Regions from separate parts of the Homo sapiens genome. Here region 2 is linked to region 1. A link is a loop called in an ENCODE intact Hi-C map of the cell type or tissue named here. Cell type or tissue: heart right ventricle. All regions are shown on one strand. Each heading gives the region's core, and the rest is flanking DNA. Links, peaks and the distances in the headings are about the cores only.

Evidence for each region. Hi-C counts contacts between places; a loop is a spot of excess contacts. Peaks named below come from ENCODE experiments on the same cell type or tissue, not always from the same donor. Only the 100,000 strongest peaks of a DNase experiment are listed, where the experiment ranks them.
Region 2: a loop joins it to region 1, with 2.2 times the contacts of the local background. A loop is called at or near these places in 35 of 110 quality-filtered maps.

The regions. Positions count from the first base shown.
Region 1 is chr9:79,658,339-79,671,085 of GRCh38, reverse strand. The region is part of intron 8 of TLE4 (TLE family member 4, transcriptional corepressor); the gene reads right to left. Among named protein-coding and RNA genes, the nearest start is that of TLE4, 93 kb to the right of the region's middle. RefSeq lists an enhancer at 7,467-9,881. In heart right ventricle, for the core only: no CTCF peak of the experiment used is centred there; no DNase peak of the experiment used is centred there; H3K4me3 peaks cover 480 bases; H3K27ac peaks cover 1,458 bases.
Region 2 is chr9:79,578,429-79,591,175 of GRCh38, reverse strand. The region is part of intron 4 of TLE4 (TLE family member 4, transcriptional corepressor); the gene reads right to left. Among named protein-coding and RNA genes, the nearest start is that of TLE4, 13 kb to the right of the region's middle. RefSeq lists a silencer at 7,106-7,205. In heart right ventricle, for the core only: no CTCF peak of the experiment used is centred there; a DNase peak (open chromatin) is centred at 7,105; H3K27ac peaks cover 2,038 bases.

The sequences.
Region 1 (12,747 bases), core at 1,713-9,712:
AAGATCCATTTTGTAGATTTTTTTTTAGGCAAAATTTAATCTCAATAATTTCCCTGTGGCCTGGCACACTTCTAGTTTGCTCCTTTCTGCTGTTAGTTTTGTGTTTGTTTGTGGAATGCAAGTTAATTTAAATATTAACCCTCCAAAGAATAAACACAACCAGGTCATTTTCAAATTACTCATACTGTACACTAAAAAAACAAACAAAAAAAAAACCAATAAGGACCTACTATATTGGGCAACTTTACCACTCCCATGTTACACAGATAGAGAAGAAGACTGCCAAAAATCACAAGGATGGTAAATAGCATAAGGCATGATTTGAACCCAGACCACCTGGTTCCAGAGGATGAGTGTCTAGCTGGTATTGCTACACTGTTTCCTGCCTACTGGCTGTCTAGAGTTCATAGCATGCCACATGCACAGAAGTAGACAGGTCCCAACACACACCAGCTTCCCAACCTTAAGAAATGCAGTTTGAACAGAGTATGTAGAGTCACCTTGAGTCACCGTTAACAAGGGTGATATTTTAGCTTTAAAAGCACAGCAAACATGAATACCTGCTTGAGCAGTGGGAAAGGAGGGGGAGGAAAGACTGAGGCATATCTGTCTGTAAAACAGGTCTTTTACAAAAATATGCTTACCCTTGCATCTCTGGTCACTGCCTGAGGGTGCAGTGTACCAATCTTTTTGACGTGGCCTAAGTAAATTTCTCTTGAACTCATTCTTTTCATTTGTGAGCCTTTTGTTGTGCTTTTGCCCAGGGTCTCATAATTTTGGAGTCATGCTGAGTCAAGTCGGTGTAGTCTCTTTCTTTCTTCTGGCTTGTTAATGGTGATAAACTTCTTGCCTTATTGTCTTCTCAAGTTTTTTTTTCTTTCTTTTTTTTTTCTTATTTAACTGTTACTCATTTTACTCTTTAGCTATCCCCTCTAAGGTGAGTCTTTTCAAGTTTTCTACTTGCACGATTTCCCTACCTCCTCTCTTGAGTAATAAACCCTGGAAGAACTACCAACTACTTAATCACATAGATGCATTTATCCCCATTCAGTGTCTGTCATTTCAGGGGTTTCTTCCTCATGAACTTCAGATCTAGGCCTTTACCATTTGACCATCTAGTACTGAAACAAGCAAAATATCTTCTGAGAGCTGAAACGTGGGGAGCATTCATGTAACTTTTTTGAGTGGAGCACAGCCATGTAACGCATGCCCCCATTTCTGAGAAAATCCTGACCTCTTCTCACTGGTCACTGCTCTCTAGGATTAAGATGCTGCAAAGACTAAAACAATTGGGCCATTCCCACTTTTAACAAACTCAGTAAATTCCTATTCTTTCCTAGATTTGGTCACATGAAGTACTGGAACAAGCACAATTACACAAAGGTATAATCCATTCTTTTTGTCACCAGTAGCAGAGGGGAATCCAATAAATGAGGTTGGAGAACAGAATGTTGAAAGGAAGCCTTAGCCTCTTCCTTGCTCAGACACTAGGTGAAATAATACCAACAAAACAATGTGAGTGATGGTGCCCAGAGCGCCTCAGACCAAAACTGCAGGCCAAAAAAAAAGACATAGCTTAATTTTCCTGACTATTCAAATATATTTTTAGTAACTCTTCAACTATCACTGAAACGCACTCTTCCAAAAGACATTTTAATTGCCTAAATACAGTTTCTGCCTATTCTTGCCCATGTTTTTTAAACATTTTTCTGGCCTCACTACTTATTCCAAATCTTCTACTTGTCAGAGAAGGCATATTCTGTGACAATTTCCATCTATCAAACGGTGGTGAGTTTTGCTGGCTTTTAAACAACTGCCATAGACCTATTTAGATAAACTGTTCAGAGGGACCTATCTCTGAAGCCTAACCACCTCCACTGACCATGTGTGCACTGAAAATGAACTCCTCAGCTTCTGAGTCAATACTCAAGGGGAACTTTCATTTGGAGACATTTTAAAGGAAGAAAAAATATGCATACAATCCTAAGCCAGGGAGACTTTATATTTTGGTTTGTGATAGGGAAAATACATGCACAAATGAAGCCTGGGGAAGCCTAAATGCAAAATGAAATAATCGAGCAGAAGGATGGCGGGCTTCTCCGACACTCAATCATTTTCAGTCACACTATGTTGTCCAGTAACCTGCATTGATAATTCCTCATGAATAAAATGCCAGCATTATCATCTGCAGCTACATTGTTGACATGCTTTTGCTATTTCACTAAAAATACCATTAATTTTCTGGCTTCACAACAGCTGAGCTACTCTCCATTTGAATATACAAAAGAGTATTTTGTTTAAAGCAAATTAAAAGCGTTCCAGTAGATGACTTCCATTTGCTAGCTATACTATTTTAGCATATACTGTTCTTCTTAATCCTCCCCACCTCAACGTCATGCCTGTCATCTCCCCAGTCCAAAATACTTCTATTATTAAAATTTTGTTTTAAGTTGAGGAGGGGGAATCTGGAAACTATTTCTGTTGTAACATTCTTGGCCTGCAAGCCACCTGACTGGCATGGTAAAGAGCGTGGCTTTTTGAGGGTTACAAGATACGGTGACCTCCTTGATTCTCTCACCTCTGTGAGCCAAGGTACATAAGCAACAAAATTTTCCAGTTTGGTATCGGAAGGGTAAACTGCTAAACACACACACCGAATACACCTTCCACTTCCCATCTAGATACGTTCCGACATCCTCCACTTCAGTCAGAAAGAAAACCACTACTCCTGCCAAGCCCTCCTGGCATCTCACCACTTTATTTGTTCCCATTTGTATCTAATGCTTTTGTCAACAGTTCAACAAAAGTCAAAGCAAACAACCCACTGCAAACACTGGGGGTAACAGCAACAAGCATGAATCCTTCACAATTATCCAGCCCAGCTGCTCACAGCTCGTCTGGGCTGCTTTCATTAACAACAATGTCAACAAAAGACTGAAACCCACCCAGTAACTAGATGGGTCAATACCACCACTGTATACCCTCTGTAGGAGGAAACGCTGTTCTCCTTTGTTGCTTGGGCAAACATGTAGAATAATTCAGTCAGATGGACAAGTGCTTGTCTAATCATTTGTTATGTGAATTATTCAACGACTTTTCACGTAAACTACTAAATAGGGCTCTTCAAATATTTCTGTGGCACTTCCAGCTGTCCAACTGTGGAAGTGCATAAAAGGAACAAAGGCAGATGAAAAGAGAAATCATGACCCGAGTTAGTTCCCAGTGATAATCTTTAGTTTAAGAATCTCGAATCTTCATGACTAATCCTTTTAGGCCTAACCCTTGCCTGGCATTTTCACTAGCATCCAATCTTTACTATGTGGACCAGATTGAGGGTGGGGTCGTGTAGAAAATCCTGACTTCGAAGCTCCACACTATCTTTACCTTGCTCAGCTTTAAATGGTACCCCAACTCCCCACCTTCCTTTCACAAGCACTTCCAATAGGCAGGATACGCATTTCGGATTTTTAATGGAGTATTTTAAAAACATACACATCCGTAAACAGACTATAAAACACAGTGTCAAAGCAGCTGTTCCTAGAGATTATCTTTAATGTTTTATATACATATATATATGTGTATATGTATGTTATATTTTAGAATTCCCTGGATGAATTTTGATTAAAACTATTGACATTTATTTAACAAAGAATTATTTTAAGATAAAACAGTTCTAAGTTCCCTTTCTTTCCTCTTAAGTGTATAGCTTATGAAATCATGTACAAACCAAGCAGCCTGGCGAGAAGGAGAAGGGCCCCTGACGTGGGCCCTGGCCCTCAGTTGGCTGAGCAACACCCTGTAAGACCAAGGGGGCATGCCCACACACAGCCTTTGTCCGTGGCCTCTACACCATGAGCTGGGTACCCAGGACCCTGAAATTCCCTGCCCTAACACCCCAGGCCCACTTCCAGGGTTTACTCAGTCTCAGTCCTCTTCCTGAAGCCTCCCAGGGTTAGATCAAGCTGCTGGTTTGAGTGTGTCTAGATCTGGGCGCAGCTGTAGGGGTTCGATGAAGCTTTGAAGTAAGAACTAGGGTGTGTACAAGAAAATACGTGAGGACCCACGTGGTTAAAGCAATGAACTCCAAAGTGCCTGAGAATTTTAAATTCCAACCTGGTCTTTCAGGTTATCACTAAGGTGTATTTATTTATTGGATTTATAACTTTTAAATACTTCAGTGTATGGTATGAGGGCCTCCATTTGGACTCTTTCACTGTCCCTGGGTAGGCCCAACAGGTTAAGTATCAGGTACAGTTTTTGGTAGCCCAGTCTTAAAATGCTGAAGCCACTGCAATCACCAAATGTTTCCATGTAATGTTGTGTGTCTAAGAAAACAAGCAGCATTTTTTTCCCCTAAACATTTTCACTTTTATAGATACACATATCTACAACACTAATTAAAGTGCTGATTTTATTTCTATTACTGCTTTTAAAACACAGTAAGAGTAGAAAAGTTAAAAATAAAATTCAAGAATTATGGCTATTTACCAGCCTAGTACATAGGAACATGACAGAGATTTTAAGAAACTGTTAAAAATAGATGAAGGGGTGGGGCGTGATGGCTCACGCCTGTAATCCCAACACTTTGGGAGGCTGAGGTGGGTGGATCGCCTGAGGTCAGAAGTTCGAAACCAGCCTGGCCAACATGGTGAAACCACATCTTTACTAAAAAATACCAAAAACAAAAAATTATCCAGGTGTGTGGTGGCACGTGCCTATAATCCCAGTTACTTGGGAGGCTGAGGCAGGAGAATCGTTTGAACCCAGGAGACAGAGATTGCAGTGAGCCGAGATCATGACACTGCACTCCAGCAGCAGCTTGGGTGACATAGGGAGACTCCTTCTCAAAAAAAAAAAAAAAAAAAAAACAAAAAAAAAAAACCCCACCCACACACACACACACACACACACACACACACACAGATGAAGGAAACAGCAGAGATTCATACTCATTCCACCTCATTCCTGCTTCTCACTCTAGCCAGTTTACTCACTGCCACTTGTAATTGTGGAATTTCTACTTTTTACCACCAGTGTCTACAGATTTTTAGTTCTTGGCATAAAAAATTGTGCTTTCAAAAACCAAATAACAGTCCAAGACATAGAAATAAAATTTGAGAATTTTACTTCCTTCTAAAGGTCTCTAATAATCCGTGTTAACTGTTCTACTTCTGAAGCTGGCTTCAAGTAACAACTAGAAAGCTGGCAATTTTTAAAAATACTCTTGAAAGAAGAAAATATCATCAGAGCTAAATGGGAGCAGCAAAAAAACAAATAAAATTATTTACTAATTTTGAAAACAGAGAAACCACCTGAAAAGCAAGTGAGGGTATTCAAGTGCCAAAAAATCAGATGATAAATATTTTAGCTCTGTAGTTCAATTGTTTTGCCGATTCCTACAAAACACTTTCTGAATTCGAGTAAAAGGCCCATATCCCGATTGGGAGTCGACAGAACGTTGCCACTGGCATTACTGTCAGTGTTTGCTAAAGGTTCATGTTTGCATGCATTTGCACATCAGCCCGGGCAGCTTCCTGGGAAGACTGCCTTCAGAGCTAGTCCTCCCATCATCATAAACTGGTTTTATATGCACATTTTAAAGAATTCAGGACTCACCAGAAGCTCTGAGAAATGAAGAGGAACGATCCATTAATATATTTTATTCTACTCAGAAGGCAGCATATCGCAATTCCATATTTTAACAGGAACATGATTTGAAGGAAGGGATTGTATCTAATCTTTACTGTGCACCCCCAATGCAGTACAGGCCTGTTTGCCCTCCAGCTGCTGAATCAATACCTACTGATTTAAATATTTTATTTGGACTGCAAGTTCATCTGTCAATACCAACAGGTTTCAAAGTCAGGAACCATTAATATAATTTTTAGTCAGTTGTCTAACAAAAAACAAATCAGAAAAATCTCTCAGCTACATACAGAGGTATAGCTGTGCCTTTTTAATAATCAAAGGAAAACATATACAGAATTGACAAGGAGTTCTTCCCACCTAAATACCTTTCAGTACTAATGCAATCGAACTTCTGTTTTAATACATTTGTTATAAAGGAAATTTTCACCCTAACAATTAACCAAATAGACTACATCCATCGTGAAACATTTCATATGTAATATTCTTCTTTCATTTCTCCCCAGGAAAGAGGGTTGACCCATAAGGAAGAATGGAGAGAGAAAAAAAAAGGGAGGCACAAAGAGAAAAAAGGAAGAAAAGAGAAGGGAATTGAAAATGACAAGGGTGAGCAAAACAGTTTACAAGTGAACATCTGGTATTGACAGGAGGAACTGAACACAGTCTGTACAGTCATGCTGAAGTCTAGAAGGAGGATGGCAATTTGAAAAGAGGGAGGGAAGAAGTGGCAGCGGGAGGCAGGAGGAGGGAAAGAACAGAAGAGGTCAGGGGTGGGGGACTAACTAACAAAAGTACTGTTCCTGGACGCTTACGTATTTAGTCATTATTTGCTCTATTCTCCCAAAGGCAAAAATGTCACCAGCTTAGTTTAAAATTTCCCTAAATAAGGTCAGACTAGGTTACTAACAGATTTTATCATCAAATCAGATTCCAGCCTACGCATCCAATTCAGGAGTCTCATTCAGAGCAGTGACAGTCCAATATGGTTTGGTTATAATCCCTGAGGCGGGGGCTGGGCCAAGGATGTGGAATAACTCAGCTTTCAAGTCCTGATAACTGTGGTACAAACACAAGTGATTATTTCAATTTTCTCTGCAGATTATTTTTTCAGGGCAACCCAATAAACCCAATAATGCCCAGATTTACTAGAAAAATTTTTATTCATTTCCCCATGCACCAGAAAGTAAGCTAATAACATCCCGCTGAGAGTGCTGTCAGGCTAAATCCCTGCACTGCTGAATGCACTGCCGGGATAAATCTCCCTTCACTTTCCATTCCACTATCCACTTTAGGGCAAGGCCCTGGGGACTGCTCCAGATTACCCCTCTGCACGCAGTGTCACAGGCACAAGCCCGAGTGGTCCAATCAGTGCCAAGAAAAGAACAAACTAAAAAAGATTAATTCACAGATGTTCATGCATTTCACATACACTGTGCCCCGTGGCCCGTTGCTAGGGCAACGGGAGACCACCAGTGCGCGCTTTATTGGCTTTATGAAGTGCGTCTCGGGGACTATAGTCCGAGAAACGCTGCATAATAATAGTGTGGCTTTTCTGAAGCCTTGTTTTGTGTTTATCCACATTTAACCTTCTGAGTATTATAAAGAGCACCCTTATGCATAGCTTTCAAGCACTCCTCCCTTCCCCCCAAAACTGCCACAACTTTCTATCTAGAAACATTAAATTGCATCTCTTAGGGGTCCATTTTGGGAAGACCCATGTTTATATTGCTCAACCAGTTCCGTGACCAAAAAAAAAAAATCTACAACCATTTAAAGATCACTACTATATTAGTGCAGCTAACCACATCAACCACCCAAACCCGAATACACACATGCCTTGTTTTCTATGAAACCAGGGGAACCTTGCTTTTGAGTATCAGGAGTCAGTTTTAGCCAGAAGGAATGTCAGAACCAGCAAGCCTCATCAGAGTCTGTCAGAGACGCAGCATCATCCAATAGAACTCTCTGCAGCAGTGGGAAGGTTCTGTATCTCTGCCGTTTTGGCAGTTTCTACAGCCACGTGTGGCTACTAAGGACTCGATATGTGGCTAATATAACTGGGAAAATGGGTTTGAAAATTCTATTTCATTTTAACTTTAAATAGCTTCATGTGACTAGTGGCTACACCATATTGGACAGGGCAGCCTCAGAGGCTTACCAGACAACTATCTATGTTTTTAAAAGTTCCTAAAAAGCTGTCTCTTCAAGCTTTTAGTTTCTGCTTAATTCATAAAAATATAACTTCAAGTAAATGTACACAGAATGGTCTTCATGATTGCCGTTGCCGCTAGCTGTGCGAGTCCCAATCAGCCAGAGTCTTTGTGAAAAAGGCTGAGGGAACAAGACTAACTTTCCCCTCCTTCTCCACCCCCACCCCCACCCCCACCCCCACCCAGGTTGGGAGGTTAAAATCACAAATGTCACGACTCTCAGAGCAGTAGCACAGATCAAGTGTTAATCTAAAGGGAAGGGGTGGGTGAGGGGGAGAACACAGGCTTGTGGGGGCGAGGGAGGATCTGGAATGAAGAGGAGAAAAATAAAGCCAGTGAATAGATCAATAGAAGCAACAGCTTACATTCAGATTCACAGGAGAAAGAACACACGGAGACAATCATTTCCTGGGAAAAGCTCAAGCCTAATGAGAATTTACTCTGCTCCTTTATGCGACAACCAGCCCTTTTGTGGCACGGGTTTCCTGACTGACAGGAACCCGGGGCCCCTTAATAGGATTTCCATATTATTTCCAACACCTGCCCAGAAGTTATTTGTTTACATCGAAGGAGGCAAGATTCTCAAATCAGACATCTGCTTCTAGTTCAGGCATATCTTAGGAAACCATCTAGAAAGCAGCTTTGTTACCATGGTGACATTTTTATTTTCCTCCTTTAGTTGGCTCAAAACATTAGCATTTCCAATTTTATTTTGTTGTTCAAAAGGCCAAATGTCGCTCACAAAAACAGAAGTTTAAAAAAAGATAAGTGAATAGAATTCTCAAAATTCTCTAGAATAATTAAAATGACCATAAGGAGCAATAAATAACAAGGAGATCTTATTATATAAGCCTACTGGCTTCTCTCACTGGGTGGCATCACTAACTTATTTACCTCCCCTCTCCCAGCCCTCTTCTATTCTCAAATTTGAAGTCAGCAACTTGAAAAGTAGCAATTTAAAAAAGAAGATTCAAGAATCCTTCAGGATATGATACAATTAAATAATGAGTCCATTTCCATGAAAAAGAATTCCTCATGCTCACCCTTATCACCATATCTTAGAAAGTTCACTTACAACAAGAATACTTAAGACATTTTAACTTCCACCTCACTGCCTGCATTTCTGTAAAAGGGGAGGGAAAGTGTAAGCTTTTCACGAACATTTAGTGGATGCAGAGGGGATGGAATATTAAACAGTGTGAAGGAAGAAAGGTGGACCGCACGTGAGCGGATTACATGTATGTGTGTGTTGTTCTCCAGTTTCTAGTGAAGGAAAACTAGAGGCAAAACTGAACCCAGGGGTTGGGAGGAGGAGGGTACTTAACCACCAATTCCAACTATCACAAATGAGCGGGAATTTCTTATGTTACATTACAATACTAGAACTCTCAGCTTACACTGTTTTTAAGCAGTAAAATTTATTACATACAAAAATAATTGGATTGGTTCTAAATAATGAATAATCTGATAAAGTTAAAGCAATGTGACTTATTTTATTCAATATTTAGATTCAAAGAAAAACAACTAAGTATTCAATGCTAACATTTCAAGTTTTGATTTGCCAAGTCTAAGCAGCATTACTGAGTTTTGAAATAACTGTATTATCTTCATTTAACAGCAACCTTATTTAAAAGCATCAAAAACTCTTTCAGAAAGTACTACTCAGCTCCTCAGCAAACTTCCTTTCTATTACTCTCTCATGAAGCCTGAATTCTCTTCAACCCTTTCACAAGGCAGTTGCCATGGCAGTAATCAGATATGACTCTCTAAGTCCAAAATTACAGCCCTTATTAAAGTGGTGGGTCCTACGCGTAGAAAGTCTTTTAACCCAGAAGATAGCTGAGCTACTTCAAATCACCACAGAACAAAATACATAAGTTGGACAGAGGAAAGTGTTGCAGAAATAATTCAAGAAAGAAGAACAAGAGTATTAAACTACCCCATGAGTGATTTTATAATTTTTCCAGAGTGGGGTTAGTGTTACTGTAAGAATACAAAAAAAAGATGGTGAACGATTCTTTGGAATAATTCCATTGGAAGAATTATCTACATTTTGAGAAACAAATGTTTTTGAAATTCAAGCGTCAACTATTAAAACTTAAATCTTAGGCCCCTCTAAATTTTTAAAAATGTTAACTATAAACGTTATAATATTTTTGCAAGAGATGAAATGCATCCTAATTAAGAAAATTAGAAATTAACTAAACATCAGTATGAAAATGTCTAATAACTAAGAGGGATGGTTTATGGAGGGAAAGGAATAAACCATTTTGCCAAATCAGCTGGAGAAAGCCAACCTGCCAACCAGGCCGCCCCTGTTAATTAGTATTTGTTCTGCTTCAGCGATCGGCGGAGGAGGGTGCTGCAAAACAAGCGTGTCTCCCCGAGTCACTCACATCATTAATCCATTTATGCTCACCACCTGAGGACCAGCTATGCCCTAAAGATATTTATTCATCTGTTTGACAAACAAACAATTACCACACATTTTTCTAGAATTAGGACACCTGTTACGTTTCACACAGTTTACATGCCTAGAGGCAGGTATCAATTAATACTGAACAAATTACTGCATCATAGATTCATAGAACAAAACTTCTTAACTGTTCCTTGATAACTGTAAATAGTAAAATACATGGTAGAAATAAATACCTAAAAGTCTTGTAAACAAATAATTAAAAAGCAATAGCAATGCTAAAACACTTAATTTCAAATTACCATCTTATTTTGTTATTTTGGGAAATTGAAAGAGTTATAACGTTAAATGCTTGAAAGGCATACTTTATCACCCTACCACCGAACCCCTCAAATGATTTCCTCACTTCTAACCACTGTGTTTACTTGGCTAATGGTATGGCCAACTTTATTGCTGAAACATAACCTATGGTATAAGATTTTTATTTCAAAATTTGTTTCTAGGACAGGACTAAATAACACATAAGAAAATAGCTACATTCCAAATACTTGGAAGAATGCCTTGAGTTACAGCCTTGAGATCCATGGAGGTTAAGTGACTTGTCTATTGATATTCAGCTTACCCAGTGGTAGAGAGGATTGTTGCAGAACCTGGCATAGCCTTCCTACAGAATGGCTCATATTCTAAATGTTTCAGTGTGCTTCCTTGTGGTGTCAAGAATACTTCATGGTGAATTACACCAGGAAAAGCCTTTTCCTTATGATGGGAGAATGGGACAGAATGAAATCTAGGTTTGTCTGTATACATTGGTGATGAACAATGAAATGGATTTTACCAATAATCAAGGGAGTAAGATATCTAGAAATGTATGCTGACCGTAAAAAGGTAGAGTTCTATTTCTATTCTTTAACCTTGAAACACAGGCTATGATGTATTTGAAATACAAATCCACTGTCCAAATAAGTATTGCTCAAGATAGGCTTTTAAAAACATATTTTAAAATATGATTTTAAAAATATATTAAGTACTTCTATTTCCTTATTAGGTGGTATCCCTGATTCCCCATGCCCTAACTAAGTAAAGTTCTCTTCCCCTAAATTTTTAGCTTCTTGAGGGGAAGAGTCTTAATCTGCTTTGTGGAATTGTATAAGAGGACAAATCGAAGATTAGTTTGAGAAGGAAATTATGAGTTAGGGAGTGGCAAAAAACAAAAATTTTTTTAATAAGAAAGATTTATAGAGACCTAACAGAGATCACAACAAAATAAAATGAATCCTATTCGAATCTCATTTCAAGTAAACCAATTATTTGAAATAATCAAAGAAGTTTGATTATAAGCTGGGTATTAGAAGATATCAAAGAATTATTTTACTAAGTGATTAAAGGCATTATGGTTATCTAAAAAAAAAAGGGCCCACTATTTAGATAATGTGTTCATTTTGCATATTGAAGTACACAGGAGCAAAATGAGCATACAAATACTTCGGCAAAGAAAAAGTATAGATAGAAATATGGCTACATATTGATAGCTCTTGTACCTAGTTGCTGGGTGTATGAGGCGTTCTTTGTACTTTGTAGTATGTTTCAGATTTTTAATAACTGAGAATGAAACTGGGTTACCCAAAGAGCTTTCCTTTGAGGGCGGCGCTGGCTGTGTGACCTTTGACAGGTCTTCACACTTCTAAACCTTTCCTCATGTATGAAATAAGGGTAAGCATAACACCTACCTTCACCAGCAAAATCTAACCTATGAGCTATACATGCAGTGGGGGCTGCTCAGAGGAGATCAGTAGGACTGAGTGGACACTGTGGACCCACCTTATTTTTCCCTAGGTTACAGTGGATATGCTGAAGTGTTACAGCCCTTAATTAGACAACTTCTCTTCTCAGATTGCTGATTACTGAGGGGAAAACAGAAGATACCAAAAGTCCATGACTGTTTTGTTTGCTTAAACACTCTTTAGTGTTCTGTGGATTTCAATGATTTCCCCTTTTTAATCTACCTTTCTATTATTTTATGCCTTTGCCTTTTTACAATATGTACTTCTAAAGTCTGGAGTAATACAAATTTATCCCAGCAAGTTATCTCCCAAACGGTAAAACTCCTACTTAAAGGGGTGTATGAAGTAATCATTCTGTTAATTCAGACTAAAAACCCACATTCACCGGTTAACACCCAATTAATGAGGCAAAAGTGCTTTCTTGGCCTGAATCATGCCCTTCAATTTGAACATAAAAACAACCTTATTCTAATTTTCCGCTGATAAACCTTTATTGTCAACATAATAAATGGGGGATAGAAAAAAGCAATGTATGATGTTTTAGTCATCTATGCCCCAAAATACAGATGCGGCAGAATAAAAATGCATTGCCTTAAACACAAATAATGAATGAATCATTATAAAAACCTTTAAACAAAATCAAGGAATTTGCACAGGAAAAAAACAGTGTATATACCCAGAGAAAAGCATTTAG
Region 2 (12,747 bases), core at 2,251-10,250, 80 kb after region 1:
ACTGCACTGCTTTATATTTTTTACAGTGGTCCAAATGAAGTAAAAAGACTAGATTCTCCATGGAGGCAAGCCTCCTACCTTTCCTAACTGCTAGCCCTCAAAGCAACCTGCACATAGTATGAGGTTAATTAACATTAGCTGGATGAAAGAATAAGAGCCTTTGCATTCCCTCTGAGGTGACCAGGACTACTGGCTCTTAACCAAGTAACCCTCCCAATGAAAGAATAAAACAATCTCATGAAGATTAAGTTACTTTTTTCATGTTTAAGTATTTAGGTTATAATCTTCTTAACCTTTATAATAAATCCAGTTCCAGGTATTTCCATTTGAGAAGCTAAATATTTCAGTTTAGAAAGTTAATTTGCACGGTGAGCCTCAAACAGAAAGAAAGTGGCAAAAAAGCATGATTCAAAATGTAAAATCAAGTATCTTAAGAAAGTGGGATTTGTAAATCTAATCTGGGAAGAAGGCATAAATACCACCTCACAAGTGTGCATCCTAAACTGATGCAAAATAACCTAAAAATTATTGCTTAGATTATAAAAAAACCCTCCTATCAGCTCTGCTTACAACTAAAGCAGGTCTTTACTATGAGCCTCCTAGGCTAGCCATATGGAGCCTTTGGAAATGAGCTCCCATATTACAAAAGGAAGGTTTTTGTACATAATGTACTTTGCCTGCCGCAGCCTCTCCTAAATCTGACACCTCTGAAATATAAGGAGAAAACTTACAAGCAGCCTCTCCTAAATCTGACACCTCTGAAATGTAAAGAGAAAACTTACAAGCAAGTAGGGGTGCCAAAGTTTACCTCCCCATGCCCAGAACCTAGAGAAGAGTGGAAGCTTAAGAAGCACACATTGGAATTTTGGGGACACAATTTCTTCATTAAGAAGCCCAAACAAGTGTTTTGTCTTCCCCTAGCTCACCCAAAAAATGTTCAAGCAAACAAGCAGCTACAGAACTGCTATTGTTTTTTCACTAGCCACTTTAGGTTGACTATATTTTGGGGGGGTTAACCAAGCTAGCCAGAGGTAAAACCACATTTCCAAACAGTTCTCTGTCCCCCGCAAAATCAAAAGCCTTTAAAACAGCCACCCACATTCATAGCGCAGCATAGTGAAATTTGTTGGGGGAAAAGAAGTCCAAGTAAAACAGGTTCACTGATCAGCGCCCACACATTCAAAAATAAAAACGAACCCATATTGTGGACTCAGGTTACTTACAAAACTCAAGGTTCCATTTTGTGTATTACAGTGTGATCAGGACATGACAAAGACAAATATAATGTACTTTGCCCTAAAGAGAAAGAGCAGAAGGGCTACTTTGCAATAAGATCTGCCCTAATGCCTCAGTTGGGTAGAATCAGGCCAGAAACGTCACGTTGAATTCTCAGGCAGCCCGGTCTATCATATACATCTTGGTACCAACCAGACTGGTGTCTCAGGAGAATGGTTAAAATGACTGAGAATGCCCAGCATGGACAAAGGAAGGCTAATAAAGGGCAACACTTCTGAAAAACCTAGACAAGGAGTAAGACTAATTCTAGTGACTTCGATGGGGGACAGGACTAATGGGTCTCACATAAAGAAATTTCTGCCAATCCAATACCTCCACTGAAAATGTCTTCTGCCTTGCGCAGTAGTAGCACCACAAAGATCTGGATGTTTTCAGTGGAAATCAAGCTGATTTCCAGTGAGAAGCTGAACTTAAGTGTGAAAAGTCCCTCCCACCGAGAAGGTTTATCACGGTCCCTTCTTTAGGAAAAGGAAGATTACAAAGGATCATGTAATATCTCTATTCAGAACTTAACTACCACCAACCCCACTCTGCTTATCATCATGGGAAAGGGAGGAAAAAACCTGAAAAGGTTAAGTACGTTTAAAGGATTCTCTCAAATTGACTTAACTAGAGAAGCCAGACAATGCTCATACTTGGCCTTTCTCTACTCAAAGAGGTCATTATGCCCCAAACCTATAACTCTCCGGGCCATAAAAAGGCAACAGAATTTAATAGTATTTTCTTCTCTCTGGAGCAGAGTTTCTGAGTGTTGGCACTACTGAAATTCTAGGCCAGCTAAGTCTTTGTTGTAGAGGGCTGTCCTGTACATGCAGATGTTCAGCAGCATCCCAGACTCTACCCACTACATGCCAGTAGCAACTCCAAGTTGTGACAACCCCAAATATCATCACATTGCCAGACATCCTCTGAGGAAAGGAACTGCTCCAGTTTGCAACCACTGCTCTAGCACAGTACCTCCCTAATTCTTTTGTTTGGGTTCCAGTTTCCTCATTGAACCAGTAAGGGCTATGGATTCTGCCCCCACAAAAAAGGTACACAATTATGCATATAAATTCCAGAACTATATAGAACCTTTCAAACCCAGCCAAGAACCTCCATCTCTCCTCCACCCCAGGCAGGCACTCAAAAGTTTACAGTTCCCTGAACATTCCCATGTGACACGTGGTTATAAAAGAAGGTGCCATGCCTGTTTTAGAAATCTCACAGTCAGAGGTACAAAAATATCTAGAGGCCTGTGGTTATCCAGCCACGGACAAACAGTAGAATCTGTGATAAAAGATGAACCAATGAATGAGTCCACTAATCTAGTGTGTTAATTTGCAAAACAAAATACCCAAATGATACCAGCTATTATTTTTAACATTTAAGCTCACTGTGTACAGAACACAGAAGCAGACGATTTGTTTTTTCATTTAGAAAACAAGGATAGGCCGGGCGCGGTGGCTCACACCTGTAATCCCAGCATTTTGGGAGGCCGAGGTGGGTGGGATCACGAGGCCAAGAGATCAAGCCCATCCTGGCCAACATGGTGAAACCCCGTCTCTACTAAAAATACAAAAAAGTTAGCTGCGAGTGGTGGTGTGGGCCTGTAATCCCAGCTACTCAGGAGGCTCAGGCAGGAGAATCACTTGAACCCAGGAGGCGGAGATCACAATGAGCCGAGATCACGCCACCGCACTCCAGCCTGGCAACAGGGCGAGACTCTATCTCAAAACACACACACACACACACACACACACACGCAAGGATAAACAAAGAAGTTTACCATAGTCACTTATGAGACATTTATTGCCAGTGGTTCAAAACCAGAATGTAGGTTCTCAAGCCAGAATGCCTGGCCTTGACACCCCTACTCTGTAACCTACCAGCTATATATAACCCTGGGCAAATTTCTCAGCTTCTCTTTACCTTAGTTTCCTCATACACAATAAGGATAATCAGATCCCTTCCTCAAAAGATTACAAATTAAACAAATTAATACATCTGAAGCATTTAGTGCTTTACCTGGTATCCAGTGGGCACTCGATAAATTTTAACTGCTCTTATTATCACTAACACTTGCCCAAGATATACATATGAAAAATCTGTTAACTATATGTACTTACTGATGTGCTCTTAGCCTATAGAAGGACCAGGAAGATGCAGCTACAACTGCAAAAAAAGCAACACAGCAGATGGTTCTAGGTTGTGAAACACTGGCAATATTAGGATTGTTTTAGCTGTCCACACAATAGCCTAACATTGCTCAAAGTGAGATTCTACAAAAATACAAACACAAAAACAAAAAAAAACCTGGCTGTATTTCCTCTTATAAAAATTATCTTAAAACTTAACTTACTAAAATGGCATGCCTATAGTACCGAGCAATGGAAGTAGGGATGAATTTTATTTTTAAGCTGGTCATTTAAACATCATATGATGTTAAGAGTTGAAAGATATCTTAGAAATAAATCATCTGGCAAAGTATGAATCCAATTCTAAATTTTAAAAATGCCAATCAGCAGCTCAAGGACCTGTAGCAGACTGAGATAAGAACTCCCACTCTCTGATTGCCTATCTAGGCCTTTTTTGCTCAGCATAAAGCCAGGCCCTCCCTAAGCACTCAGAAACGAAGACAGCTTATATAAAGGTGGCTGATACTCAGAATATGTGATGCTACATGAAATGCAATAAAATGAAAAAATTAAACCACTCCTTTAGCTGTTCCATCATTCATTCATTCATTTCTTCTACTATATTCCAGGCATTGTTTTAGGTGCTAGTGGTACCAGCAGTGAACAAAACATATTCTTCTGTAAACAAAAATATAGTCAGAATGAATAAGGTATAGTGTTTGATAGCATAACAGAGTGACTACAGTCAACAATAATTTATTGTACATTTAAAAGTAACTAAAAGAGTATAACTAGAAAGTTTCTAACCCACACAAAAAAAGGGAAATGCTTGAGTTGATGGGTAGTCCATTTACCCGAATGTGATTATTATATGCTATATGCCGGTATCAAAATAGTTCATTTACCCCATAAATACATACACCTACTATGTACTCTTAAAAATTAAAAATAAAAAAATTTTTTAAAACCAAAACCACATTCTTCCTTTTTGGAACTACACTTTAATGAAGGAACTTGATCTCTACTGTGTCTTTGATTTATAAACTCCAAAAGGCCAAGATTAAACATTTCTCCCTTCTTCTACTTATGATTAAGTCATTTATTTACAATGAATTTATCTTCCCTAAGGAAAGGGTCCTTGATGGGACAAAGCAAGAAAGTCCTGAGGACTTGAGATGTCAAGCTCACTGTAAGCCACAGTTTACAGACACGCTTTACCTCAAGCTAGAGAAACTGACACCTACCTTAGATTCTAGAAGAGTAACCCCCGGAGCTAATTACACAACAGGTAATAAACTGCTACATAGTCCCTTTGCACATCTTTGGAAGAAAATTATTGGATCACTTTATAATTCATACAATTTCAGAAGTCACACAATTTTCTTTTCTTTTTTTTTTTTTGTGACAGAGTCTTGCTCTGACGTCAGGCTGGAGTGCAGTGGCGCGATCTTGGCTCACCGCAACTTCTGACTCCCTGGTTCAAGTGATTCTCCTGCCTCAGCCCCCCGAGTAGCTGGGATTACAGTCATGCGCCACCACGCCCAGTTAATTTTTAGTAGAGACAGCGTTTCACCACATTGGCCAGGACAGTCTCGATCTCCTGACCTCATGATCCACCCACCTCAGCCTCCCAAAGTGCTGGGATTACAGGCGTAAGCCACGTGCCCAGCCTAAGTTTTCTAATATATGCCAAAGGAAAAGTACAAAAACTAATCACTTTAAAGACATACTGATATATTTTATGTTATATATACTTTTATATTACATGTTTTATGAAAATTGCTCTACTTCTGTGTCAACATTACTTTAGCCTGAACGCTGGCCATAAGAGAATCAGTGAATTGTAAACCACCTACTAATTAAGTGAAGAACTTTGTCATCTAACATCTGCGTCTCACTGTGTTCATCCACAGGACGGGGGGAATGCTTTATTATTGGGGTTTACATGAAAAAAAAGGATGAGAAAGTACCTTATAAAAAATAAAGTATTAATAGTATATAAATATACATTTCTACTCCTAGGCACATTGGGTAACTTTGGATTTTAAAAATTCTGAAAATAAGTGCTAAAAGAGACTTTCTAAGACTGAAAAAAAAAAATTCAATTTCTGTTCACTGGATCACAGCAACAAACCAAACTGAAATGGTCATTTTAACCAAAAGAGCTAAAAGAGATCTGGGCGTTCACTTACGCCCTAAGTTAAAGATGAGAAAAGCATGGCCCTTAAAGGTACGGTACTCAGCAATATCACAAAGCTGGTGACTAGCAAGGCCAGAACTAGAATCTGAGGCTCCGGAATCAGTCAAGCATTTGGGGGAAGGTAGTAAGTATGCTGATGGTGGAGTATTCCAAACATATCAACTGGAATAAGGCAGAAATATCTGTCATACCAGCGTTCTGACCTTGAGTCAAACCCAAGATCTATTTTACCGGCTAGCTGATTTCAAGCAAGCTATTTAAGCTCTCTGTGTCTCAGCCCCAACATACGTAAAATGGAAATAATACTACTACTATAATCTCATAAGATTGTTGTAAGAATAAGTGAAATATTATCGACACTATAAGCAATCTAAAATTGCTTACTGTTATGATTACTATTCTTTCAACAACGTTATACTATCTCTACTAATAAAAAAAATTAAGACATTTTCAAAATTCCTTGTCCCTTGAAAAGAACTAAAACCTTGCATTTTTTACTGATTTGCAGGGAAGTTAGCTAAACACACAATATAGTCAAGATCGATATTGCTCCACATTCATTCAAACCACAGGTACACAGACCTATTAATAGTAAAAGAATTATTCAGATAAACACTGACTAGTGATACAGTGACGTTCAAACTGAATTTTAAATTCTGTTTGGAATGATTCATGTTTTCATCTTTAAAAAGGCAGACTCAACATACTAAAATACATACATTCTACTTTAGCTATACTAACTTGTTCCTCAAAGGCACAGCAAGTTCGGTTGCTTTTGCTTCCTCTTTCCAAGTGTCACTTTTCCACAAACTAGTAGACAACACAGACCTAAGTATGCCTGAGATTCAGTATTTGTTATCTATCTTGCAACCTAATATACCCTTAAAAATATTAAATCACACATATTCTTGGCTAGCTCTAACTGCTATTCTCTCATTCACCAAATATTTTATTGCGCACCAGCATCTACTATGCGATAGGCACAGGGCTCAACACCGGGTACACAGCAGTAAACAATAAAAGCTCCTGTTTTCATGGAGCTTACAATCTAGCACGAGAGAGAGACAGGAAATAAACAGGTAAGTATCTAACACAGTGTGTTTGCATGGTACAGTTCAGGAATGCCAGATAGCCAGTTTTATCAAGCACTTTTCTAAAAGTGGACCTTGGCTTTATATTTCAATATTGCTGATCCTAGACTCCCTTTGGGCAGGGCAGAGGCAATGAGAGGGTAGAAGGGAGGGGAGGGAGGAGCTGTCCTCAAACACAAACACAGATCAGATCTCTCACTAGAGATGACGGTGTAACACTCTTGGACTGCCAGTAGCATCACCATGCTCCTCATGTTGCAGAAAGCCAAACACATCATAGAAACAAGCATGTTATTTGCTGTTTGGAAACAGCATGGTCAGCGAAGGGAGCCCTGGAAGGGAAGTCAAGAAACCTACTATTTCCTCTTCTGCCAGTGACTCTCACTATGCAACCTCAGGCGCATTCGCTGACCTGCGTGAACTCTGGTATCTCCACCCCCGTGCTGATCCTCCCTGACTGTGACACTGGGCTAGTCTCTTAAGCCCTTAAGCCTCAGTGTTATCTATTAAAGGAGGCCAGTAGAATGACACTGCTTGGCAAACTGTTGGGTACTCCACTGACAGAAGCTATTTAAATAAATACATGGATCCAAGCTTGCTACCTGCTTCACAGAACATAAGGAACATTAAAGAGAACATATAAAATGCCTTAAGCTCTCTGTAAAGAAAGGGTGTTACAGAGTACTAGTGCTTATAATTTCTACTATGACTATTCTTTCCAGTTATATTTTCTTGCAGTTTCAAATTCAATAACCAAAATCATCCACAGACCTTCAGAAACAGAATACATAGTTCGAAAATAAGGACAGAACCCAAATTACAATAATAATAATAATAATAATGAGTTAAATAAGCCTGCTAAGAAATGAAAAAGCCAATATCCCCCCTCCTCCTTCCCCAACCTCTCACTTTGCCTAGGTTGCTGCAAGCAACAGGGCCCTGCAGAGGTCCCAAGCACACCACAGCCAGCCCAGGTTGGGGATAGAGTATTGTCTCGCACCGGGAGAGAAGTTATCCTTTCATTCCGTGAAACGCAGAAGCTGCCTCCACCATACAATTCTTGAAATGTGTGTGGGCAAATCCTCAAAAGAGATGACAGTGCGATCCACTCACCAGAGGACAGAGTACCTAAGGGGTATCCCAGAGTACTTCTCTTCTGCTTATTTGATGAACCAGCTAAGAAAATCCACACCCTGCCCATGTGTCACCCCTGGATGGAATAAGGGTTACACGTGCAGCTCTCCAGGGATAAGTTTTGGGTCAATGATATAGAAATAGCAACAGCCTGGCATAAATGCTGGGTAAGTTCCAATGAAAAGAGAGAGGGTATATAGATTTGTGGTGATGAATGCCAGCTAAATCCCTCTCCATAGATAGAAAACAACTACCACTGAGAGCTATTACTAAGGCAAAGACAAAACAGCTCTAACTCTTGCTTCTGACTAAAACTTCTGAGGCCCTTCCTCTTTAGAGTAATAATTTCATAAACTGTTCGCAGTATACTTACTTTGAACAAGTCCTAAGCCTTGCAAACTGTCATTATCAGTGTAAATACTCCATTGCCCATGCGTAAATGTGCTGCCCCCCTGCTTCTCTCCAACAGCCCAGCTTACAAAACTGGTAATAACTTAGCTAGTATAGGACCACTGAACCTACCACCATTGCTGGAACGCTGGAGTCATTTTAAGAGGGTGTGTAGAGGGATCAAGAAAGTGCCTTCTAGAACTCACATCCCTGTCCCTCTTTTCTCTAGCCACCAAATACATTATTGCTGTCCAGAAGTGGTAAACCAAACCATCGAATCACATCAAAGGCAAAAAAAAAAAAAAAAAGCCACATTAAAAACAAACACAAATAACTTATAAATGCATTTTTTAAACATTTAATTCCCAACTGGTTTCCTCTACCTATCTTATAACACAAGAAAAAAAAGAAGAAATAAAAAAGATGTATTCTAGGAAAGCAAAGATTAAATGAAGAATGTGAAGAACAATGGGCTGGTGCTTGTATTGTCTCCTTCACCAGTGCTGCAACAGCACCTAGAGATGTAGCTCATTAGTCCGGTCCATCATTCCTACACAGATCAAAGTGATATATACCTAGATACAAAGAACTTTGCCCATCAAAATAATAAATACAAATAAATAATATCCAGCAGGGATTAAGGGGCAGTGAAAAGGAACTATCCTTTTGTTTGAATGCTGCAAAGAAATTCTTTTAACAGTAAAAGCAAAACATCTGCCTTCATTTAAAACTGAGTTGTGTGATTTCCTGCATCGACGAACCTCTTTCTAAACTACAAAGAGGCTACAAAACATCACATTTTCCCCTCCCAGCTTCCCCCTTCAAAAGCCCACAAGATGGTGATTAACAAACAGCCCCTTGTCTGTAGGCACTCTCATAAGCCACAGGAAAAGATAAAAGTTAAAGAGAAGAACAAGTTTGTAAACAAATGAGAAATAGGTTGCCTAGGGAGGAAGCAAATTCCATCTTGATAAGCAAGCAGCTTCCCTAGCCCACATGTGGGAGATTCCGAGTGAAAGCAACCTCACCCTCTCACCCACTGAAAGCAGTCTGCAAGCAGAGGGCAGGCTGAGCCATCCATGGACTCTAGGCAGTTGCAGAGAATCCCCCAACTCAAGAGGTTCTGCGTATGAGCCTAAAGTTCAGGGACTCTCTATTTCAGGAATGAACTGGGGCCTGAATCTCTAACCCATAGCAAACCCATCTCCCAGGAGATATCCTCCCACATAAATTTATTTGAAGTCCTGAATCCACCAACTATTAGCTGTATCACCTTGTGCAGAGCTGACCCTGTTTAATCAACTTTTGATTGGATATAATCCCTGTCTTAGGATCATTATGAGAACTAACGATAAGAATTTTGGCAGTGTGCCCAGACCAGTGGTAAGCGCAAGCCAGATATATAATAAATGTTTACTTCTATTGAAAGGAAATTCCAATTTCACTCAAGAATCACTGCCTTAGGTGAAAAATCCAGATATCCTCCTATGGTATCTCTAGAAAGACAAAAGAATCCATCATGGGAGAAGGAAAAAGGGAACTCCCCACAGTATTCGGAAAACACACACCCTAAAACATACACACACTGTAACAGGTTAAATTTCATCCTCCAGATCTGCTTCCCGTGCAGGTGCTGTAATAAGTAAAAGGACAGGTCACTGGGTCCTGCCCAAGGTGCTTCCACTTACTTATCAACTGCCCTAATACTAGACCTTCTGAAGGGTTTTGGGAAAAAATCTAATTTAAAACCTACACTCATTTAGATTTACTAAACAGGAGTAAATGAAGTTGGCCTCCTATTTTAAAATGCCCAAATGAGAGGTAAAGGGGAAAAAACACCACCAATACCCTTCACTCCGTTAACATTAATTGTGGAATATTATCAGCGTGTAAATAATCTTAAATTAGAAAAGGTGGCTTTAAACCTTAATGAAAACCAAAAACACAAGAACCCTTCCCACCCCCACACACATAGTCTTATAATTGTATCTGAAGTTTATGCAGACATCAAAATTTCACTTGTCATCTTTAAGATTTTATAATCTAGTAGTATCTACCCACTATTCAGGCCCTCTAGATTGTTATTTCCTAATATTTCTGAAGCAAGATAAAGTTCTGTCAGCAAAATCTTCATTTATTAGTTACTTTCAGCTAGAACACCCCATCTTCCATGATAGTTCACTCTCATTATTATACAAGAGTTCAATTATACCTATCTCTGAAAAAAAAAAAGGCACTGGGTAAGAATATAACAGACACATTTGTGCCTCCATACTAAAACACCTACTCCTCCATCTACTCTTCTAAATCTAAGAGTACACAATAAGACAGAAGATGTGCAAAAAACTGGCAAGGTTGAAAAAAAAAGTTATCATAAGGGAAATGTGGTCTAAAATGAACTTTCAACAAACTTCATAGCAAGCAGTGTCCCCAAATAAATTTACTGCACCCTAGATTCAAGTACACTCAAGGCTAGAATGTCATGCCAGTCATGTATTACTTCAATCTCAATAAATCTCTTCTTACTCTCCAAATCCTAGCTGCTTTCTAAAATAGTTCACTAAAAAACACCAACCTAATTAACAACAGCTTCCTCTGCAACAGTGGCCTTGATTTCACTTATTTACACATTAACTGCAGCCTGCTTTTGGCCAATCCAGTCTATTCTCTGTACCATGCCGAGCCTTTTATCTGCCCTGGACAGCATTTTCTCCAGCAGATGAAGTAGATGCCGATTGATTTGCTGTCGAGCATGGTAAATTAATAGCAACAAATTGCTGAGGGCCCGTCTCGCTGCTCCACCATGCTTCGGCAGTTTTGCTTTATTTGCTCCATGATGGGCAGCAGTCGGCCTCTTCAAGTCAATTTCTTCTTAACAACCTGCAATACTTTTCAATGGTGAAAATAGAGCTGTTCCTTGTAAGTCAGAAATCAATATCTTATTGCCCTTAGAAAATGCTAAACAAGCAGTATTGGCAATCCACTTGGTACTAGAGGGTATCAGATACAATGCAAATCCATACTGCTTCCCTCCTTGTAGTTATTACAGTTTGCTAAAAGGTTCCTAATGTCATTTATCATCATTTACCATCGACCAAAGAGGCTATGATTATGATATCCTATCAGTTGGCAAGGCCCTTTCATTTCTATTCAATTAATATTTTAGCAGCACTCAAATGGTTGTGGCCCAAGTCTCGTAATAAAATTTACATGGCTTTAAGTGAAACAGGAGTTTTCTTGCTTTGATTAAATATACATATATATATACACACACACACACACAAATACACACACATATAAAAATACACACATAAAACATACATAAATGTGCAGTACTTACTTTCAGATTCTATGCGTTTTAGATTTCTAAAATTTCCTGATGATTACTAAAATTCAAATGAAGAAGCTTTCACATTGTAGAATACTAACTATAAGGAAGTCATAGATGTTCTCATGCTCCCCTTTTCAAAAGATGGTATGTTCATCTCCATATAGTTCCTATAGGTTGAATTCACATACCTACTGTTCCTAATCTATATCCAATACTCACTTTTTAGAATGGTAACCACTGCTGTCAGAGTCCATCAGTGAGGACTTCTTTAATGACAGCATTACAGGTGAAAGATGGGAAGAAGCAGCATTTAGTAATGCTATCAACTCCATGCATCACCCCACTGTGCCATTTAGAAGCCACCAACCCATTTAGAAGCCACACTGTATTTACAAAGAAGAACAATCAGCAAAAAAACTTAACAACTAAACCCTGGGTCAGCTGTCTCATACAAAACAAAAAACAAAAACCATACACTTAGGGAAATCCTTAGGGAATAAGGGCCTATGTTCTTTCATTTTTAAAAATTCCATTTTGAAGACGTCACACTAAAACATGTGCCATTTCTAACCATGTCCTATTTGTCATCTTCACTTTTATGCTAGAACTTGAGACAATGGCACAGCATTAATTCCCATTATAGCCTAGAATACTTCATCCTTTTTTTTTTTTTTGCTTCATCTGCTTAGCTCTATCAATCCTAAAGATTACCAGAAATTTAGATTCATATTTTATGTTCCAATTCCACGTCATATCACCAAGTTCCCCTTTAAAAAAAAAAAAAATCCACTAATTCTACCAGACTAATGCTATTTACTCAGTTACCAAAATTTAAATTAATTATGTTCTCAAACATAATTGTTAAAAATTGGCAACATTATGCAGGCTTAATTAAGATTAAATCCAATTTACTAAATGTACTTTAATTGGTACTAATTACATTAGCTTTCATTTCAGAATGACAAATTCCCCATAGGTTTCATTTTATAGTTCTCTATCAGAATCAACACAGGGGGACTGATGATGAGCACCACATAGAAAGGGTAGGAGGGAGAACACCGACCTCCACCCTGTTTGTCTTTGCTTCATACTTTTATCTTTTTATCAGTTTGCTAAGTCACAGAGCCATGACTGCATCACAACCACCATTTTCTGTTCCAATGAAAAATTTCTCTAAAAATAAATATT